Linked DNA regions of Homo sapiens: region 1 is linked to region 2. Evidence: chromatin loops called from intact Hi-C (ENCODE). Cell type or tissue: psoas muscle. All regions are shown on one strand. Each heading gives the region's core, and the rest is flanking DNA. Links, peaks and the distances in the headings are about the cores only. Region 1 overlaps CPD (carboxypeptidase D). Region 2 overlaps TMIGD1 (transmembrane and immunoglobulin domain containing 1).

Region 1 (5,388 bases), core at 146-5,145, 140 kb before region 2:
GCCTGAGCCGATGAAAGCCATCCTTGTGTCTATTAGACTTGATTGAGCAGATGCACCAAATAATGCAAGCTGTTAGGATCAATGCCGACATAGTAGCACCTGACAAACAAAAACCATCATGTGGGTGATATTATACTTTAAGGATATTAATAAGCAGCCGCTTACAATGGAACTTTTAATAATATACCCCTCATTTATTTTATTTCTATTTCATGCACTTAAGAACAACCTTTATTATTATAGAAGCAGTATATGTACAATATACAAAGTTTAAAAATACAGATAAGCAAACTAACAAAAGCCAAAACCAAAAAACCTCCTATATTTACATTTCCATTACCCAGAGATCATTTTTAGTTATAAGATCTTTTGTGTGTGTGTGTAATCCTCCCACCTCAGCCTCCCAAGTAGTACCACAGGTGCATGCCACCACACCTGGCTAATTTTTTTTTATTTTTGCTAGAGATAGGGTTTTGCCATGTTGCCCAGGCTAGTCTAGAACTCCTGACTTCAAGTGATCCACCTGCCTCGGCCTCCCAAAGTGCTGGTATTACAGGCGTGAGCCACCATGCCTGGCTCCAGATCTTTCTTTATGCATATGCACGTACATGTATTTTTTTTCTTTTACCATAATGAAATTATACTGTGTCTACTGTTCTGCAACCTGCTTTTTATGACTTCTATTATACTTTTCCTTTCCAGTAAACTTTCATTTCATCCAAATCTCCTTGTTTATTTTAAATTTGTACAAGGTTATCAAAATAAAAGTGTTAGAAACTAAAAGTAATAAAAACTAAGTTCACAATAGCTAATGGGTGACAGAGCCAGATTTAAACCATGGCTGAATTCTACCTCCTGTGTTTTTAACCACTAAGTTATTTACACTTTATCTGAGACAAGCTAAGAACCCTTTAAACACACCACACAGGATCTATGATTGGGCCATGTTTCCAATATACTACTTTCTCTCAACTAAGGGTCTCTCCCACAGGAACCCTGTGATAAAACTTGGTTATTCTGCCTCATCCAAGCTGCACTTAGAAATAAACTAAGGCTGTTTGTATCAAATAGATAAAGTATAGCAGAGTATTCATTTTACCACATTTTTTTCCTTCCTAACCTTTCAGTAATCCAAGCAATGACATGAATTAGTTCCAGCGTAAACAAACATTTCCTCTTTCCTGGATCTTGAAAAAGCGGAACTAATATAAGTCAAAGTCCTAGGAACTTATGACTTTAATATAAAGCAAATCATTCATTCATTCAACAACTCTTCATTAAGACCCACTGCGTGCTAACCATCGTTCTAGGCTTGGAGGATACAGGTAGATTCCTCCCTCTCTCAGAACTTATGTTTTAGTGGGAGAGATTGAATATAGACAAATACATGAACAAATATATAATGTTATGAAAGTGCTATAATGAAAAAAAGCAGGATAGAGATAGTGACAGGGGTAGCTAGGGTGATCAGGGAAAGCCTCTCCGTGGAGGTGACGTTTGAGTATAGACCTGAAGAAAGAGAAGTGTTGGGAACAGGCCCCCCAAAATATGGCCATAAACTGGCCCCAAAACTGGCCATAAACAAAATCTCTGCAGCACTGTGACATGTTCATGATGGCCATGACATCCACACTAGAAGGTTGTGGGTTTACCGGAATGAAGGCAAGGAACACCTGGCCCGCCCAGGGCGGAAAACTGCTTAAAGGCGTTCTTAAACCACAAACAATAGCATGAGTGATCTGTGCCTTAAGGACATGCTCCTGCTGCAGATAACTAGCCCAACCCATCCCTTTATTTTGGCCCATCCCTTCGTTTCCCATAAAGGATACTTTCAGCTAATATAATATCTATAGAAACAATGCTAATGACTGGCTTGCTGTTAATAAACACCTGGGTAAATCTCTGTTGGAGGTTCTCAGCGCTGAAGGCTATGAGACCCCTGATTTCCCACTTGACACCTCTATATTTCTGTGTGTGTCTTTAATTTCTCTAGCACCGCTGGGTTAGGGTCTCCTTGATGGAGCTGGTCTCGGCAGAGAAAGGCAAGCCAGGAGAACATATGCGAGAACAGAGGTCCAGGAAAATCACATTTAGATAAGGAGACATTAGAAGACAAGTGATTAGTTTCAGGATCAATATGAGAGAGGTGACCCACTCTCATATTGAAATGTCAAGATTGTTTTTAACTTTTACTACTAAAAATCAAAATGTCTTTACCTGATACAGTTACCACAAGCTCCCTTGGCAAACCAAATATCCGGTTATCTGTGTCAAAGACTATCACCACAGAACTAGCTGCATCATGATGCACAAAGACCTAGAAGGAGAAAGTGTAAGAATCATGACAAATTCTGCTTAAGGTGTACTGTATCCCTGCTATATTATTAGGCCCCATATAGCAAACTAAGGAGATGATGCATTGCCATCTAAAGTATACAAAATGCTAGAAAATTTTCCCTTTTGTTAGCAAGGGGTACAAGGATAACAAGATATCATAATCAAGAGGCAGTCACACTTTTAATTTCTTTATTCCCTTCAAGATTTCTAACAAGAGTTTCAAAATAAAACAGAAGTATTATTAAGAATAAAAATTTACATGATGCTACTCAATTTGAGTTTCTTACCTGTGAATGTTGTTGCTGGTACCCATCAGCGATGGCAATAATGTTATGGACACCTGGCGCTAAGAGTACATGGAAATAACCTCCCTCTTTTGTTTGTACCTTTATTCCTTCATTAAGTACAATGACTGCTTTAGAGATTGGCTTTCCAGTCTTATCTTTAACAAATCCATGAACTCCCTTGTGAACCTGAAAAAATGTTTAAAATATAAATTTATGTTGTCATAATGCCAGACATGGTAGAGGCACTAGCTTGAGGCATGACCAAAACCAACCAAACAAACAAACAAAACAAAAACCACACACAAACAAGTATCAAACTCTGTATGGCCTGCTTCTTCTCTTCCCTCCCCACTGACTCTGACCTTGTTTGCTATTCATTCAATATTCAGGCTCACAGAGCTGGAAATAAAAGAGAACTCTGATATTGTCATAGCCTGAAGCATTAGAACCCAATCTTCCAATGCCTTGAGTGATTTCCTTCCCACCATGGTATACTGACTCCAGTAACTCTGTGATATTCAAATTAAAGAACTTGCAGCATCTTGCAAGGTCAAATTACCTAAATTATAGCAGATTCCAGAGATGTGAATAAATGGCATCTATTTAGGAAACATAAAATGACCAAAACTCTTCTTTCTATATAAATTTAAAATAAATAATATACATTTTTGGTAAAAGACAATGTTTTGATAAAGGTTTTCACTGAACATATTCCTGGGAGTTTGCCTCTAGTTAAAAGGAAAAGACTCACCTCCACTAACATACTAAGAAGAGATCTCTTATTGTCTGCCCACAAGGAAGGGAGTCGTGCAGCACTAGGAAAGTAACAGCAGCTTGTGTATACTGTGATTTCCGGACAATGGCCATAGGTGACACTATAATCCTAGAATATAAAGTTCAAAATCAAATGTGGGAAAATTAATAAGTAAAAGAAAGAATAAGGCTTTGTAATACAACAAATGGAGTAAATGAAAAGAAAACGTAGCTGACGTAAACAAAGAAGCTGTAAAGCATTTTATGACAAATATAAATAAACCTCTCTGTATTATAATCAATCACAAACTCTATGAGAGCCCTTGAGGACAGGGGCTATGTCGAATTCATTTTCCTATCTTCAGTGCTTCCCACAGTGCCTGGTAGTGCCAGGTAGATGGGGTTTATTCGGGTTTGCTGAAGAAATGAATGAATGAGTACATGCAGAAGAGGGTCAGCTTCCCTCAAAACCCAGAAATGTCACAGTTGTACTTGAAGCTATGGAGATAATGATCATCAGCTCTCTCATACCCTCAACCTGGACCCCTGCTGGTGACAATATCCACTCCCTGCAATACGGCATTGATATTATCAAGGTACAGGAACTGCCTGTGCAGACAGGTTCAAAAACCCAACTTACCACCTTTTCCCAAAATCTCTTCTTTTTCCTAACTCAGTTAATGGTATTAACTCATTTTCTTACATAGCAATGAAACCTCTTGTCTTTGACTTCTCTATCTCACTATCATCCATAATTTGCTGAATCTTGTCAATTCTACCTCTATAGAATATCTAAAATGTCATCCTTTGACTCTACTCTCGTTGCCACTAGCATAACCTAGGCCCTCATTACTTTTTGTCTAGATAATTCCAAACCGGTCTCCCTGTACCAGTCTCTCCTTCCTCCAAACTATCTTAACTGATTATTTAGAGATTAGTTTTCCCATAGCATAGCTCAGATCATGTCAATATTGTTACCCCTGCTCAAAACCTCAGTTTCCCATTCTTATTAAAACAAAGCATTCAAAGCAACAAGCACTCTTTCCATTCTTAAACTTCTGTGGCTCTGCATTACACCCCATATTCTAACTAAATTAGACTTCTGCTATGTACTGCTTCCTCTTTCTGGAATGTTCTGCTTCACTATCTCTGCAGCCCAAATGCCATCTCCTCTAAAGAGAAAAGGCTGTATCTCTGACTAGATATAATTTTTTGTGTCTTTAATTTCTCACGGCCTGCTGAGAGTTGCTCTCTTCCAGATCAAATCAATTAATTATGTAACACAGTTAATTCGTACAATAGGCCAGGCAGTATATTTTATTTATCACTAATATAGCAAAATGCCTCCCAGTAGTAAGTTCTTAGTAAATAAAGGAGGGAAGACAGGCAGAAATGGGAATAAAGTCAATTTTCTGGTTGCACATGTGAATAAAATGATCAGCCAACCACCCATCTGCTAACAACTCCTGCCTAATTTGAAGTGGATGGACAATGAATTAAAATGCTGTCAGAAATTAAAGAAGACCTAAATAATGGATAGGAGGACAATATTGTAGAGATGTCAATACTACACAAAGTGATATACGGTTTTAACACAACATCTAACAAAATTCCAACACCCCTTTTCTCAGAAAAAGAAAAGCCAATGCTCAAATTCAAATGGAATGACAAGGGGCCCTGAATAGCCAAAACAATCTTTAAGAACAATAAAGCTGAAAGACTCACACGTTCCAATTTTACAACTTACTACAACAAACCTACATTAATCAAAACAGTGATACTGATGAAGCTGGAAACCATCATTCTCAGCAAACTATCGCAAGGACAAAAAACCAAACACCGCATGTTCTCACTCATAGGTGGGGACTGAACAATGAGAACACATGGACACAGGAAGGGGAACATCACACACCAGGGCCTGTTGTGGGGTCGGGGGAGGGATAGCATTAGGAGATATACCTAATGTTAAATGATGAGTTGATGAGTGCAGCACACCAACATGGCACATGTA
Region 2 (5,388 bases), core at 95-5,094:
CTCCTTCTCCGTCTCTATCTTTTTCCTAGTTCCCACTCTCCAACCATTTCATTACTATTCTGCACTTCTGCCAGAATATGCACAGTGATAGATGTGTTGACTGTCTATGGGTCTACAACTGCCCTTATTGTAGAGGAAAAAAGGAGTTGCTCACACACAGGGATGAGAGGGACTCACTTGCCTTCCACAGATGCCAGAGTTCTCATGCTTAGAACACCTTCTGGGAGGAGGACATTATTTCTAGAGCACCACTGAGAAAACGCAAAGATGCATTGGTGAATATGTTACCAAGGCAATGGTTCGATAAAATGCAAAAACAGACGGTGAGAGTAACCCTCAAAACCACCACCACCGTAATAATAATAGCGGCTAGCACTGTGGCAAATTCTTTACAGGGATTATTTTATTTAATCTTTACAGCATCTCAGGAGATGTATGATTATCCCATTTTTTTTTTACATGAGAAACAGAGGCCTTAGCAGTTAGTTAACTGTCTCAAAGTCACAGTAAACGGTGTAGATGGAATTAGATCTAATTGCAATGTATGTCTTCTTAATTTTGTACTGTTTTGTGCAACACTAGCACAGGTTGGTTTATTAATTCTCAGAGAAGAAAGACTCAAGGCTTATACTCTTGGGTAGTGTTACAAATTGTCTGCTTGTCATAGATCATTACTATATATATCATGCTCATAATCATATATTGTTTCATGGTTTGTCTTCTTCATCACATTAAAAGTTCTATGAGATTTGGAACTGGAAGTGTTATTTGCCCTTGTTACCCCAGTGCTTGTCACACCGTACGTATTTAATAAATTTTTGTCAAATGAATAAATGACCACATGAGATAGATTGAAGGAAGACTTTGAACTCTGACAGTGAACTATTGCTTATCTGCTAATTAAATCTAAATGCTTGAGTCTTGCAGTTCCTCCTCTCCTAAGTGGAAACGACTTCCAAACAGTTGAGGAAGGCAGTAATGTGAAGTTGGTTTGCAATGTGAAAGCCAACCCCCAGGCTCAAATGATGTGGTACAAAAACAGTAGTCTCCTCGATTTAGAGAAAAGCCGTCACCAAATCCAACAGACAAGTGAGTCTTTTCAGCTGTCAATCACCAAAGTCGAGAAGCCTGACAACGGAACCTACAGTTGTATTGCAAAGTCATCTCTGAAAACGGAGAGCTTGGACTTTCACCTGATTGTTAAAGGTAATGCTCTTTTTAAGTAATACCCAGCACAGTGCAAAACTCACACCAGATGCTCAGTGAATATTTCTGGTGACAATAAATGATAATAACGGTTATGATTAGGGCCAGGATTTTCTTTGGAGAATCATCCCCATCCAAGGATTTTTCCACTAAGAATCCTAGTCCATCCTTTCAGGGAAATCATGCCCATTCCATACAGGACACTGTTTTTTGAGCAAGAATCCTTTCTTAGAACCAAATATAGGAAACAATCCTGCTTGGCTTTTAGGGAAGAGTATTTCCATGAATTCTCCTGGGCAACAATGTGTGTAGCAACTGGACTTTTGAGTTCACAGCTTCATAACTAACAGAAGTAAAAAACACACAGAGAAGAGAAATTAGGACTAGATAAGAAAATGGATCCCTACAATCACTCCTAACTCAAATTCTAACCTGTAGGGTAATCAGCAGAGAGAGTAGGAAAAAATAAGGGGACAAAAAAGCCCTTTCTCTTGGATTCATGCTTCATCTACCCAGGGTTATCACCTCTACAATGACAGAACAAATGATGCTCTGTGGGGTTTTCCCTCCTCATATTTCTTGCTCATACAAAAAGAGAAAGGCAAAATACCTGGGGTAGCAGATGCCAAAAATGCTCATTCACACATGGTCTGCTCTCATGCTAGCACACCAGGAGCAGCCCAACAAGCTGAGACTCCCATATCTTGTTAGAACATTACTCACTTTGTCATTTGCCTCCCTGTACTCACTTATTGCCAGTCTTGTCAGTCACCAGGAAGCCAGCTGAACCCCTGCCAGAAGTGTTGTGGTGATGTAACCATAGGACATCTTATTTGCTTCCCCTTGAGGGGAAGAGTTATGGGATATGAAAAGAGTGGCTAGTGGGGAAGAAGACTTACTGGTGGTTGAATGCCCATCACTGTGATTCCTGGAATGATCAGTAATTCGTCCTGCGGAGCACTAACAATTGCTCAGGGGCTACTTGTTTTAAAAACCAAACCCACAAATATCCTGAATACCCATGAGATAGAAGCAGTGAAAAAGCTTTGTGGTTATTTACCTCCCCCAAGACCACAAAAGCATGGAAGGGTGGGCCTCATGCCCTGCCATCCTGACTATGAACACCACACTTGCAGGCCAGGGAATTATATCCCTCCTGGTTAAGAAGAAATCATAATTGCTCTGTGTCACATTAAAAAAAAGTACAGCTTATGTGGCAATCAGGATGCTAGCTTAGCAAATTGGCTTTCAGGTGGGCAGAAACTTGTTTTGGGTGGGGCTCTTCCAAACCAACTTGTTTTTCTTATTTCTTCTTGCTTAGCTACTTCCCACGGCTGGTGGCATAAATGCTCTGCTGCTGGGGCTTGGGCTAAATGCCAAGATTTTCATGAGCCCTCACCTGGCTTCACGGCTCAGTGAGGAAGTACCTAAATGAGGCCATGCAAAGCTACAAACGACATCACAGATCTTTTCTTGAGCACAAGATTTAGCCCATGTGTTGGGATTATTTAACCATGATGAATATAGGAGGGAAATATCAGGTCTGGTTACAAATGAGACCATAAAACAGGACAAGGGGAGAGGGGCAGTTATGTAATTACCCTTGCCAAAGTCTCTTTTTTCTTTCTTTTTCTTTTATTTTTTTGGAGACAGGGTCTCGCTCTGCCACCCAGGCTGGAGTGCAGTAGCGTAATCATAGTTCACTGCAGCCTCATCCCCCCAGGCTCAAGCGATCTTTCCACTTCAGCCTCCTGAATAGCTGGGACAGGTGCGTGCCATCAGAACCAGCTAATCAAAAAAATTGTTTTTGTAGAGAGGAGGTCTTGCCATGTGGATCAGGCTGGTCTTGAATTCCTGGGCTCAAGCAATCTGCCACCTCAGCTTCCCAAAGTGCTGGGGTTACAGGCATGAACCACCATGCCCCGACCAAAGTCACTTTCAACAGAAATTTGGAATCCAAAGCAAGCCAATGGGTAAGGTAGTTTACTTCGGTTTGTGTATAGAATAAGAGCTGTCAGCCAGGTGCAGCGGCTCACGCCTGTAATCCCAGCATTTTGGGAGGCCGAGGCGGGTGGATCAGGAGGTCAGCGGTTTGAGACCAGCCTGACCAATATGGTGAAACCCGTCTCTACTAAAAATACAAAAAAAATTAGCCGGGCATGATGGTAGCCACCTGTAATCCCAGCTACCTGGGAGGCTGAGGCAGGAGAATTGCTTGAAACCAGAAGGCAGAGGTTGCAGTGAGCCGAGATCGCACCACTGCGCTCCAGCCTGGGCAACAAGAGTGAAACTCTGTCTCAAAAAATAAATAAATAAAAATAAAAAAATAGAGTAAGAGCTGTCACATGTGGCTTCATTTTATCTGGCTTGGTAAAAATATTCCAACCTGTGACTGAATTCTGATTTCTTTTTCTTATTGTCCCACCTTTACTTCCCCTTTGTTTTGATATCTTGCAAATAGAGGGGCTCCCCAGTAAGGTTGACGGGCCTTTGGTGTGTCCCAGAGCTGGCTAGTACAGAACCAGGGCTTACTAGAAAAAGGCTCCCTGAGCAAAGTTTCTCCATAGGGGTGATATGACCCATACCTTCATGAGAATAATTTTTAGAAACAGCTAAGAGAGGGCAAAAATTTAATCCATTTATTTCCCAAAATTATCCAGAGCAGGAAATGATAAAAAGGTAGTTACAGGCTGGGTGGGATGGTTCATGCTTGTAATCCCAGGACTTTGGGAGACCGAGCGGGAGGGTTGCTTGAGCCCAGGAGTTCCAAAACAGCCTGGGCAACATATTGGAACCCTGTCTCTACATCAAATCAAAAAATTAACTGGGTGTGGTGGCACGCACTGGTAGTCTTGACTACTCAGGAGGCTGAAGTAGGAGGATCTCTTAAGCCCTAGAGGTCGACGCTGCAGTGAGCCATGATCATGCCACTGCACTCCAGTCTGAGTGACAGAGTGAGACCCTGTCTCCAAAAATAATTATAATAATAACTGGTTAGTGTGTTATACAGTTATGGGGACAGGGGAGATAAACCCTATTTCATAATCTTAAGGTATATAGGGATTGGGCTTTGAAATTAAATTTACCTAAAGTCACTTCTTCCCCTCTTCCCTGGTTTTTGCCCTTCACTTGCTAACTCATGACCCTGTTTCCTTTCTAATACTTAATCTGTAGTGTCTGTTTGTTTAATGTCTGTCTCCCTCACTAGAAGATGAGCTCCACGAAGGCAGAGGAGCCTTCTACACCTGTCCTATTTTTTGCAGTGCTGAACACAGTGCATAACACACATTAGTCACTCAGTAAATATTTGTTGACTGCACCTCAATCCATAAACTCAATTGTGCGATAAATAGCACATGCTCAATTTCCTTTAAATGCCTAAAATGTTACTTAAGCCATGACTGAAGCTCCTTCCCGTCGTTGGATGGCATCAGAATCCAGGGGCTTAGACAAGGTCACTTTAAAACCTTTGTTGAACTGAAGCACTTTTACTTTGTTACTTTTTTAAGAAACGGGGTCCTGCCAGGTGCAGTGGCTGATGCCTGTAATTGCAACACTTTGGGAGGCCCAGGTAGGAGAATTGCTTGTGGTCAGGAGTTCAAGACCAGCCTGGGCAACATACCCAGGCTCCATCTCTAAAAAAAAAAAAAAAGGGGTTGGCCAGGCATGGTGGCTCACACCTATAATCCCAGCACTTTAGGAGGCCAAGGCAGGCAGATCACTTAATGTCAGGAGTTCGAGGCCAGACTGGCCAACATGGCGAAACACTGTCTCTACCTAAAATACAAAAATTATCTGGGCATGGTGGTGTACACCTGTAGTACCAGCTACTTGGGAGGCTGAGACAGGAGAATCGCTTGAACCCAGGAGACAGAGGTTGCAGTGAGCCGAGATCAAGCCACTGCACTCCAGCCTGGGCGGCAGAGCGAGATTCTGTCTTAAAAAAGAAAAAAAGGGTCTCACTATGTTGCCTAGGGTAGAGAGCAGTGGCTATTGATAGGTGCAATCATAGGGTGCTATAGCCCTGAACTCCTGGGCTTAAGCAATCCTCCTGCCCCAGCCTCCCAAGTGTCTGGGACTACGGATATGCCACGCTGCCTGGCTTTCACTTTTACTTTTGAGAGTTTCATTCCATATCATATCAAAGATATTAAAGCAAAGCACATTGTATGTGCTTTCTGC

What was found. A loop is a pair of places that touch in the nucleus more often than their neighbours do. Peaks named below come from ENCODE experiments on the same cell type or tissue, not always from the same donor. Only the 100,000 strongest peaks of a DNase experiment are listed, where the experiment ranks them.
Region 1: a loop joins it to region 2, with 4 times the contacts of the local background. A loop is called at or near these places in 2 of 110 quality-filtered maps.

What each region holds. Positions count from the first base shown.
Region 1 is chr17:30,459,299-30,464,686 of GRCh38, reverse strand. It overlaps CPD (carboxypeptidase D), which reads right to left. Exons shown (of 21, transcript NM_001304.5): 18 at 3,376-3,507; 19 at 2,625-2,810; 20 at 2,218-2,317; 21 at 1-99. Among named protein-coding and RNA genes, the nearest start is that of GOSR1, 15 kb to the left of the region's middle. In psoas muscle, for the core only: no CTCF peak of the experiment used is centred there; no DNase peak of the experiment used is centred there.
Region 2 is chr17:30,320,634-30,326,021 of GRCh38, reverse strand. It overlaps TMIGD1 (transmembrane and immunoglobulin domain containing 1), which reads left to right. Exons shown (of 7, transcript NM_206832.3): 4 at 928-1,206. Among named protein-coding and RNA genes, the nearest start is that of TMIGD1, 11 kb to the left of the region's middle. In psoas muscle, for the core only: no CTCF peak of the experiment used is centred there; a DNase peak (open chromatin) is centred at 2,001; H3K27me3 peaks cover 1,066 bases.